Regions from separate parts of the Mus musculus genome. Here region 1 is linked to region 2. The links are chromatin contacts, found by POLR2A ChIA-PET in ENCODE. All regions are on one chromosome and are shown on one strand. Each heading gives the region's core, a stretch centred on a gene start or an enhancer-like site at or near the end of the contact. The rest is flanking DNA. Distances are from core to core; before and after follow the strand shown.

The links. ChIA-PET counts read pairs that join two places held with the same protein, here RNA polymerase II (POLR2A).
Region 1: POLR2A ChIA-PET joins it to region 2 with 16 read pairs in Patski. The contact joins the promoter of Ppp2r3a here to the promoter of Stag1 in region 2. POLR2A ChIA-PET finds 5 or more read pairs at or near these places in 2 of 5 experiments (Patski and embryonic stem cell).

The regions. Positions count from the first base shown.
Region 1 is chr9:101,249,474-101,254,883 of GRCm38, reverse strand. It overlaps Ppp2r3a (protein phosphatase 2, regulatory subunit B'', alpha), which reads left to right and starts at 3,052. Exons shown (of 14, transcript NM_001161362.3): 1 at 3,052-3,222.
Region 2 is chr9:100,641,824-100,647,745 of GRCm38, reverse strand. Stag1 (stromal antigen 1) reads right to left here and starts at 4,298. Exons shown (of 34, transcript NM_009282.4): 1 at 3,950-4,298.

The DNA.
Region 1 (5,410 bases), core at 1,803-4,302, 610 kb before region 2:
CTGTTTTTACGTCTCTGTCTGCTAATTCTGGTGGCTAAGACAGTTTTTTTGATATGGTCTGACTGGTTGGTTTTCTCAATATATATTATATTTTCCTGTCTGACCAGGCTTCTTGTCTACCAATTCATGGGAAATAAAGGTAATAAACACTACAGCGGTGTAGTCAGTGAAAGATGGAACGTGGGAAGCAACCCAGAACAAAGCATCCATCTCTTTACCACAGAAAGGACAAAGAGCTGTCAGGATGGCCAGAAGGTTGAGTGGATACTGCTCTTGTAGAGGACCAGAGTTTGGTTCCCAGGGACCACACCGGATGCTCAACACTACCTGTAACTTTAGCTTTGGGTGAGATGATTCTCTCTTCCTGACTCTTTGAACACTCGCCTCCACATGCACATTCCCACCCACAGACATCTATATCTACCATACCTGAAAGTCATTAAGATAAATCTTAAGGTTCAAGGAATGAAGAACATTTAAGAGACTAATCCAATGCTGGGTCTGGAAGTTTGGTTCTATGTAGAGTACTTGCCTAGCTAGCATGCACAAGGCCCTGGGTTCAATACCCAGCACTGATAGATAAGCATATAAGTAAAAATTTCTAATTTTTTTTTAAAGAGGGAGAATAGCCAAATGCATTGGGAGGACTTTGCCTGAGTCTTCCATTGTAGAAATAGCTCTTATAAAACATGTGTGGAAAGTTTGAATACCACATCATATATTAAGAAACTGTACATCTTTAGAAATCATTAATTGAAATAGATTCCTTAGTAATTTTGTGATTGTATTTTAAAGTAGGTCTTACCAGTTAATGATGCAGAGTGAAATATTTACAGGTGAAATAATACTCTGAATATGAGTTTCTTCAAAATAACCCAGAGAAGCAAAGAAAACATACAGATGGAACAAATTAGCCAAAGAGTAATAATTGTTAAATTTGAGTGAAAGTGCACAACATTTCTTGTTCTTTCTATTTCTGAATTTTTTACTCTGTATGTTTGCAACAAAACCATACGATATTTGACATTATTCTTGCTGTATATTTTTTCATCATAAAGTTGTTCAGATGTCCCCTTCCCTGAGAAAATGTATACCATTTTCTCTCCCTACCACAAAAGAACTCTGTTCAAGACTATTCCTCTATTATGATAACAAATTTCTCATTTATTCTCAAATATTTCTTTATTTCTTGACTATGCACAAAGACTGTACATTCTATCCATAACACCTTCCTTAGAGACTGGAGTTCAATAACTGTGATAAGTTGGTAATTCACTAAGATAGAGGATGGTTCTATTGTATTGAATCAAATTTCCAGGCATGAAATTGTGTCCTTTTCTGGAACAGGGGTTTTATTTATTTACTTCCTACTTATTGAGACAGATTCTCATGCAGCCCAGGCTAGCTGACTTGTTATGACCCGTAGCCAGCCTTGAACTTCTAATCTTCTAGAATTGCAGGCATGCTCCTCCACACCCAGGAGGGATTATGTCCTTTTCATTCCAGTGGACTGTGTAAGTAAATGGAGGGCAAAGGCCCCACAGGAGTCCAAAGGTAAAGGCAGGGGGTAAGGTGTTGAAGTTCTGTGATTCTCTGTGTACTTCCTGTCCTTACCATCAAAAACTGTTCTGTGACCTTTGTCACTTCTTTGTGTCTTGCCCTTCCTTCTTCACAGGATTGTTCTGACACAAAAGAAGATATTCAACGCGGTATGGTGAAGGACTTTTAAAATAGGAAAGTATAAAGTTGGGTGTGTGATGGTTTTTCTTCTTTCAAGACAACGAAGACCACATTCTAGCTATTAAAAAGATTAACTTGGTGAAATGACTCAGGATGTAGAGCCTGTTTGAGGCAATTTTATATACATTTTTCTTTTAAAAATAAAAATATATTTCTTATAATCAACCTTACACATAGCTACAGAATGTGAAATTGTATACATTTTGTATGCACCATCTATACCTAAATGTATGTACACATCACATATGATTTCACATGTACACATAAGGCACTCTGTAAGCAACTGTTGTTTTGCTAAGAAATGTTGACAGAAAGGAAGAGATAAAACACGTACGCAGAGCCTGTTCTCACAGTTTGCCTAATGCCTGGCTCTTTAAAGTCTTATCTACATCTGGTTCTTCACCTCTACGTGACCAAATGTCACGTACTGTTCCTTCCCCTGACTGGCTTGCTTGTTTTACCTATGTGCTTACATAATGATTGATTGACTTTTTAATTTAGAATTGAACTGCATTATTTTTATTGTTTAGCTGTGGTACTCATGTAGCCCAGGTTGGCCTCAAAGTAGCAGCAATGTCACCAAAGTTCAAACACTTGGAACTTCTTGTTCTCTATCTAGCCTCCTCCACCTCTGCAGAGCTTTGCAGACATACATTACCTCTCCCAGTTTATGTGGTTTTATCCTCGTTTACTATACCAACGGGGTTACATCCCTAGCCCAGTCAGCCCATTTATTTCCCACTTTTAGTAAAAGCAAACCTCGCTTATTATTTTAGCTAGGGTCAAAGCTTAAGAAATCAAAATTGCAAATGTTTCAGAACACTCCATTAAGTTGTGCATTTGTTTTACATAGCTTTGTTTATTTAACAATTTTTATTCTGTTAACAATTCGCTTAAAATAAATAAATAAATAAACTCTTCGTTCAAAATTCACACAACTTGGGTTGAGCGAATAGGAGCATGCTGGTGTGGGCCACAGTAAGAGTGTAGACTGTAGTCAGATGGGATAGCCTCCCGGAAGAGCAGGACAGTTATCGAAGAGGACAGTAAGAAGGGTAATAAAAATAATGACGGCCATCATAAAGTGTATACTCTTAACATGAAATTCAGTCCCCAAATAGTGCGAATAGCCTTCTCCATTACACTAAGTAAATCACAGCGGCGGCCGAGGCGACGGCTCTCGCAGTGCCCCTCAGGGCCCCCTTTCGGAGGAAGGAGAGTGGGAGGAACCCAGCACGGCCAGGTGGGCGGGGCCGGGGCCGAGGGGGCGTGTCTGGTGGGCGGGCCTGTGGCGCTAGTGGGCGGGGCTGTGGCGCTGGCGGGCAGCTAAGCTGCTGGGCGGCTGGGCGGGGCGCGCTCAGGCCTCGGCTCCTCACGCGCGGCGTAAGCGGCCCAGACCCCGCGCTGCGGGAAGCCGGGGTGGCGTGTGCGCGTCGCCTGCGAGCCGAGGCAGCCGCGGGAGGAGGAGCAGCGGGCACTGAGGTAGGCGCACAGACGCGGGGCCTTAGGCCGGTTCTCCTTGGGAGCCCCCGGCCCTCCACGGGCTGGCGAGGCCGAGGGGCGGCGCACAGAGACCGGGGCGGGCGGGGCCGGGGGCGGGGTCTGGCCTGGCCGCAGGGGCCGCGCGCGGTGAAGGGACTCCTGGTGGAGCGCAGGCACGCCACGCCAGAGGACTCCCGGGGCTGGCGGCCGTGGAGAACGGTGGCCCGGGAGCTCCGCGGAGGAGGCCAGGGGGCCGGATGGCCGGCGCCTCCCACCTCGCGGGACGCCCGGGCCGGGAACTCGTTAACAGGAAAGCTTGGCAGGGCAGCAAATGCCAAGGTTCTGGAAGAACTGAGAGTCACGTCGTTAGGCGCTGAGGCTTTATTTTCCTTCCCCGCCCCCTGCCCGGCCTCGGCCCGACTTGGCCAAAGAAGGATGTGTCACCAGTTCGGGGCTGCGGGCGGGATCCCAGCCACTCTGGGCACAGGGGCACCTGAAACAAAGGTATCGGGCGACCGAGTGGCTGAGCTGCGAGCACCTCAGCCGGTCCCACGGTCGCGCCGGCCGGGCTGCAGGCTTGAGGGGCGTTCTCCTTGGGGACCGCTCGATGGAAACCAGCTGGCCCGGCTTGGAGTTGATGTTGCATCGGAACTGTGTTGTGCTCACATTATTTCCATTCCTCCCACTCTGATAAAGCCTAGGGAAATTTTATCCCGCTTGATGGTCTGCAGATGCAGAGGGGGGAGGACAAATTGCTGTTTGTAAATTATAAGGTATTTTCTTTGTAGAAAATAGTTTAAGAACATAGAATAAATGCTTGAACACGTAAGCGGAGAGGATGATTTGTAGTGCCTTTCAAAATTGGAAAAGAGTTCCTCCACGGATCTTCAGTTATGTACAAAACGTCCCCCGCCTCTTTGGTGCCAGGCATTTTTCTTTGTTCTTCCTTAGTGTCTGGCCTCAGTTTCTTGTAAACAGAGCATCAAGCACAGGGACCCTAAGAATTGCCATACTAGGTCAGAGCATGGGCGTCCAGCTAAGCAGGCAGCAGGCTCGTGTTGTAGTAAACACAGGGCTTTCCTTGGCATCGTTAAAAATTATCTCAGTTTCTTTCACTGGTCTCCATGACGATTACTGAAAGCGTTCTTAAAAATCTGTAGACGGCTCCTGATTTGCATGCAATTTATTCACGTTTATTGCATTCAAAAGGCTGTCTCACCACTTCTGACAAAACTTATGGCATGAGATACTCGTGAGAGGGGAAAAATGGATCTTTTACACAGCCTGGAAAGCTCAGGTCAGGAATACAAAGTTTTGCGGTTCTTTGGGGGTTTGTTTGTTTGATTTTTGTTTTGTTTATACACACACACACACACACACACACACACACACACACACTGGAAAAGTCTATCCCAAGGCCCATGTGGTTGGATTCAATGATAGCTTTAAACACCAACAACCTGAATAGTAGGCAGCTAATGCTTTAACATTCACACATATGATTTGCATATATTAAAAAGTAGCTTAGCATTTTACACAGTGACTATCTGGCTTTATCTTGGTCTAGGTAATCTGGCCTTAAGGTTCTGCTAAAACCTCGTATCCTCCGAGAGAGGAAATTTTGCTTGAGCAGGAAGGGAATAAGGTTGGGCAGTTCTGCAGTACAGACTATTTGAAGGTAATAACTTAAACTTGTCAGCCACACATTTCAGTTCCAGTTGAACAGGGCTCTGTCACCTTTCAACAAGTAACTCAAGTTTTCCGTCTCTGAAGCTCTTCTTGACATCCCCTTAGCTCTGCCTTACACCTCAGCAAAATAACCACAACAGAACCCCGCCAAGTAAGGGGGAGGATGCCTCCCTTTTGAATAGTAGCATCCTCAGTCAGGATCTCTCTTATGTGGTGCTGTTGACATTTTAGATGAGATAATACTTCGTCATGGTAGCCTATCCTGTGCCGTAGGTAGAGGATGGTTAGCCACACTCCTGACTTATAATCCTAGCTGTTAGTAGCACTACACACATAAATAATGGCAATCAAAGCTGTTTCTAGACGTTGCTGGGCATACCCTGAGAAGGACCAAGCTATCCCTGGTTGAAAGCCATTGTCGTAAATGAACGGCTGCTTTAATACCAGGACACTGCATTGTCCTTGTTTGGTTATGTATTGACTCTGCTTTCTTAAGCTT
Region 2 (5,922 bases), core at 3,049-5,548:
AAAAAAGGTATGTTTAATTATAGTAAAACTCCACAGTATCAGTTGTGCAACTCACTGGCTCACCATTTCCAACACAGCACAAAAAAATATGCTCTATAAAGCAGGCAGAACTTCCCCAACACTGAATGGAGAAAAGTAAAAGGCTGGACTGAGCAGTAGCTGACCATAGTCTGTACATGTCTGTAATGCCAGCACTCTGATTCAGGTTGAAATCTCTAGCCCAGCCTAGGTTAAATCACTAAGCCGAAGGCCAACTTGGAAAAACTCAACAAGGCTTCACCTGAAGAAAAAAAGAAATTAAATTTTAAAAAAATAGGGAAGGGGCCTGTGAGATGGCTCAGTAGGTAAAGATGAGCTAAATTCAATGCCCAGACCCCACATGCTGGAAGGAACTAAATCTCCAAAGGTGTCCTCTTACTTTCATGTGCATAACGTGGAACACCCACCCACACACACACAATAAATAAAACTTACATTTCTAAAATAAACAACAAATCTAACAGGGAGGCAGGACTTGAGATAGCCTTCAAATACTGACTGGTAAAGACAGCCACTGAAGAGTTCATGTAGAACCTAGATGGTTCAGCAGGTAAAGGAATTTGCCACCAATTCCCACAATCTAGCAAGCCCCAGGAAGCCCAATTACTGAGGGAGGTGGGGAGGGAGGGGAACTTAAAAACCGGGGGGGGGGGGGGACACACAACCCCTAGGGAAGAACTTAGGGGTGGTACAGCCCAGCTCAAGTTGGATCCTGTATTGTAACTACCAAATGAGAGAAAACTCAACTCCTTCTCTAGAGACAAAACCCTACCTACTACATTAAGAATCATTCCATTCTGCAGCTTATACAAGAGCATTTTGTGTATGTTTCACAATGAAACCCTATGCCCCACCCAAAGGATTGGGAGGTGGGCAGGGGGTGCAAGACTCAGCAGATGGCAACTGTTGACAATCTTGAAAATCTTAAATTTAATCCCAAATCACACATGTTAGAATCAAATCCTTTAAGTTATCTACTGACCTTCATATGAGCAGCATGTTCACAAGTTATTAAAAAAAATTGTAATAAAAATAAAATTTAAAGATGGCAGAGTGGCATGGCTATAATCCCAACATTTGATTGACAGAGGAAGGAGAATCAGGAGTTCAAGGCCAGCCTGGGATACATAGCACCCTGTCTTACTCAAAAATGAAAATAGGGCCAGAGAATGTAGCTATTACAACATATGCCAGACCCTGGGTTCATACCTAGTAGTGCAAAAGACTGATTAAAACTGAGAGGAAGAGGAAGGGAGAACAGAAAGGGTGGGGAAGGTCACTGTCTTCGCTGTGTCTTTTCCTTATGTTCAGATTCTAACAGGGTAAATGTGAAGAGGCTTCTCTCGCCATCAGAAGTAAATAAATGATGATCACACTACCTTTTCCTTGAGAGTGGGAGAGATTATGTAAATATTCCAGGATAACTTTCCTATGATTAGACCAGAGAGGGAAAAGGGTATTTTTGTATGTGTAATTAATGTCCCTATAGATAACTGAAATTACATAAAAGATTATCTGGGTGGGCCTGACATAATCAGGTTAACTTCTGAAAGAGATCTTAAAATCTACAGGAATTAGAGACAGAAGTCAGAGACACTGATTCCTATAGTAGCCATTTTGTAAACTGCTGCCTATTAAGACCATATGTCAAAAATAAATAAATATAATAATAATTACAGATTTTGGCCAAAAGCTAACAAAGACACATAAGTCTCCCATAGCACTGAGATTATTAAGATATATCTATCCATCTATAATCAAGCAAGGAAAACAGATTATAACTAGAAATTTTTAAGTTTTAGCTAAAAAAGGTTTTCAATGTGTAAAAGAACCATTGGCTTACCTCAACTTTAGAAATGAGGAAGGTAAGATTTAAATAGTTAAAAAGTAAAACCAAGACCTCAAACCTAGGAGATGTCTCAAAGTTCAGTTCAAGGTTCTCACTCGTCCCTGCAACACAGCTTGAGTTTTTAAAAGAACCTTTCAAAGCCAAGAGTGGCAGTAATCCCAGCATTTGAAAGTATGAAACAGAAGAATCGCTATAAATTCAAGGCCATCTTGAACTACATACCAAGATCCTTTCTGAAGAAAAAAACAAAACAAAACACAAAAGAGCCATTCAGTAATTGGCTGGCCTGGCACCCACCTATAATCTCAGATCTCCATAAGCTGAAGAAAAGAACTGCCACCTTAGACTGTGTACATAGTGATTTCAAGGCCAGCCTGGGCTACACAACGAGATCATGTTGGTTGTGGAGGGGACAAGCACACAGTGATTGTATTAATCTCTTCAGAAACGACAATACTAGACCTCTATTTGTTTTGTTTTAAAGGCAGTATCTCATAAAACGTCCATGCTAATTTCAACGTATGATTCCCCTTGCCTCTGCCTTCTCAGTAAACAGAATTACAAGCATAGAACAATATGCAGAACTCCAAAGCACAGTTATAAAATGCAAAGAAAAAAAAAAAAAAAACACCTGTGGGGTTTCTCTTAGAAGTTTATTCGGGTAAAAAAAAAAAGTGTTACATTCCCCATAATTAAAAACAATGAAATATCATTCCTTGTTCTTTCAGTATTTCTAATTGTTAGCCTCGATTTATATACATTATAAGACCATCACCCATCATACAAGAACTCCCACTGTTCTGTACATTTCCATAAGAGCTTCACCATCAGAATTTGCTATCTATATATGAAAAAAAAAAAAAACCCACTGGGAAACCTAAAGGTAAAGTTACAAATTCCATTAAGTTACACATCGTACAACTTTATGCGGATTTTGGTACTTTCACAAACACTACTTTTGCTAGATGTAAAATATAGCTGTCTCTAAGCACAACCAGAAGAGAATAAACATGCCCCTCATGTTAACACCAACTTCAACAGCAAATAACTCGCTACCACAAACTGCACTATTTGGGGTCTATAGGGCTCCAAAACCACCCCAGAGCTTAACACTCCCAGGACACGACTGTCTGCAATGTGGAAAGAATCAGTAACAATCCTAACGTAGACAGAAGCGGGTGACGTGACAATCCGAAAACCAGAAAATGTTGTGGTCCCTACTACACACAAACAGCACTCGGTTCGGACCCCTCCAAGTCCAGCTCCCAGCACTCGGGTTTCCCAGCTCTTCATCCCGCCCCCCACCTTCAGGGAAGAGGAAAAACAACTTTTATTGGCCTCATCTCCCGGGGGATTGGGAAACTAGCGGGGCAGTGCTCCGGCCTGGACACGTTTCACCCGGAGCTCGGACGGCGGATAGCGGGAAAGCCAGGACTGCGACGTCCCGTCGGCCCAGGTCCTCAGCCCTACCCCACCCCAGCAAAGCAGGGGCCTGGGACAGCAGTCTGGGCTGAGCGACCCCCAGGACCCTCGACAGAAGCGAGCTCCTTGTCATGTGACGCCGCCGCCGCCAAAGCACCGCAGAAACGCAGGGCGGCGGAAGGCGTTCGCGCCAGCCCGCCTAGGCTGGCCCGGGCGCGGGCGAGTCCCGAGAGCCCGGGCGGGGGGGCGGAGGGCGGGCTTGGCGGCGGGCCCGAGCGCGCCACAAAGGCTTCCGCGCTACCGCCGCGGAGCCCGGGCGGGCGGGGGCACCGTTTTCGCGGCCCGCGGGGAGGGGTGGAGGGAAGCGGAGCGCCCGCCGCGCCCACAGCGGGTCCCGGACGCTCGGCCGCCCGCCTGCAGCCGCCGCGCCGCGCCGCGCACAGGCCCGCGCGGCCTCCCTCCCCCGCGCGGGGCCCGCGCCGGCCCGCCCGCCCGCCCGCCGCTCGCCGCTCGCGCTCCCAAGCTCTCGCCCGGCCTCCATCTTGGATCGGCGCTTCCAGCCCCCGCGCCGCTGCCGCCGCCGCCGCCGCATTTCCCCCTTTCCCGCCCCCCGCCGCCGCCGCCGCCGCCCGCGCTCACCTCAGCTGCCCATCCGGGCGCTGTCGGCCGTCGACCTAGTTTCCCCCCAAAAGTCTCCGGTGTGTTATTCCCGAGGTGGGGGGGTGGTTACGGGGTGGTCGCCGGGGGTTCGGGAGCGGGGGCCGCGCCTTCAACGGAGCTGCAATCCTAACCCGCCATCTGGTGGCATTTTCCACACGCCAATGGCGCCGCTGCAGACTCGGGTCCCGACCGCCCTCTGCTGGCCGCGCTGCTCACTGCTCCGCTGACAGGACGGGCCTGCCCGGAAAGGGGAGGGAGCTGAGGCGCGAGCAGGGGCCCTCGGACGGGGCCGCGCGCCATCGCTCGCCTCCGGGGGGCGCGCACGCGCAGCAGCGGCGCGGGAAACGTGGCCTTTTGCGTGGCTGCACCGCCCCCCTCTGCGAGGCTCCTGCTCCGCTCGGCCAATGGCGAGCCGCGGAGACGTCTGGACGAGGGCGCTGTGGACAGCTCCTGGGCCGCCCCAGGCGAGCGGAAGGACGGACTCCGCGGCGCCTGCGCGACCCGCTCGCTGGGTTGCCGCCCGCCATTTTTAGAGCTTCTCCAAGAGCCTGGAAGAAGTCCGCCCCCGGCTCTTCCGCCGAGGCCCCTCCCCGGCGGGGGCCGCGCTCCGCTCCCGCCCTGAGGCTGCCAGCCGCCCACACCCGCCCGTTATCGGGGTGAGCCGTGCCAACGCGCCCCCGAGCCCTGCTCCCTCCCCGGTTAGCGGGAGTCTCCAAGCTAGAATTGAACGCGCGGTTTATTATTATTGATGAGGCGCTTTTTCAGAACGAGGTTGAAAAGGTTTCGAGCACTGGGACGAACCCCCTGCCTGCCGCGGAGCTAAAAGGAAACAGTGACCGCTCCAGGCCGATTGGCGTCGTCCTGCCTCTGTAAAGCAGGTTCTCGCCGAGGTGCAAGCTTTGCATAAGGCGGCAGCATTGGCTAGTTAGTGAGAAAGGAGAAGCTACACGGTGAAGATAGACTCTGCGAGCAATCAGATTCTCCCACAGCCTAGGACTGCTTTCTGTGGTTCTCAAATGGACGTGCGAATAATGGAGCCTAGCCGAAAGGGAAATAGCCAGGCGTAGATCTTGACCCCTTCCTTCCCTGCTGCTCTCTACCTAAGCTGTCCTTGACCAAGGCTCTCCTAACCTTCCGCCTGCTTATTAACTCCGCACTACAAAAGTGAATTCTTGGTCTTGTAGGTCATCAGCCTCATTGCTGACTCAATTTTTTTTTATTGGCAGAGGCAGCTGCATTTTCAATATCTCCTTAGAAACGTTAAACTTGTTTATAGTCTTGAGGGCTGGCTAGCTAGCTAGTACCTCAATTGTCTCTGGAATGTATCCCAAAGGTTGCAAAGTGCGTTCCACATCACTGGAGGAACTTTGGTATGAATTCGTGACAGTCCTTTCAGCAAAGTATCTCGTTTACTAGCCTCTGATTGACTTCCTATTGTGTTCTCTGCAGAGCCTGTTTTTAGCTTGCCTTGTTAAAAGACGGTGCGGGCTCCAAGCCATAGTCATATGTAATTTAATCTATCGAATGTGTGGGACTCTGATAAAGAGCTGATATTCTATCAACATGTTTGTAGTCGTGATCTCAAAAAAATCTCACCTAGTTTAACCATCCCCCATTCCCTTCTCTCCCCAGTCCAGCCCTGCCTGAATGCCATTGCCTTTTTTTTTTCTAGAATAGCTTCAGTATTTTATCTTCTAGGTGCTTTCTGTTTTGTTTTGTTTTTTGTTTTGTTTTTTTTTTTTAGTTTCCATTTATCTTTAAAAACAATCAAGGCTGTTAACTCCCTCAACTTGCTGTACTATCACAATGTTCCTTACCCAGGCACATGTCTGAAGAGAATCACTGTGGGTGCTCTAGCCACAGCCTTGGGAGGCTAAGGCAGAAGGATTTGGAGAGAGACAATGAGACTTATCCAAGGAGAATGAGGGGACCAGGGGCAGTCATGTCCTTCA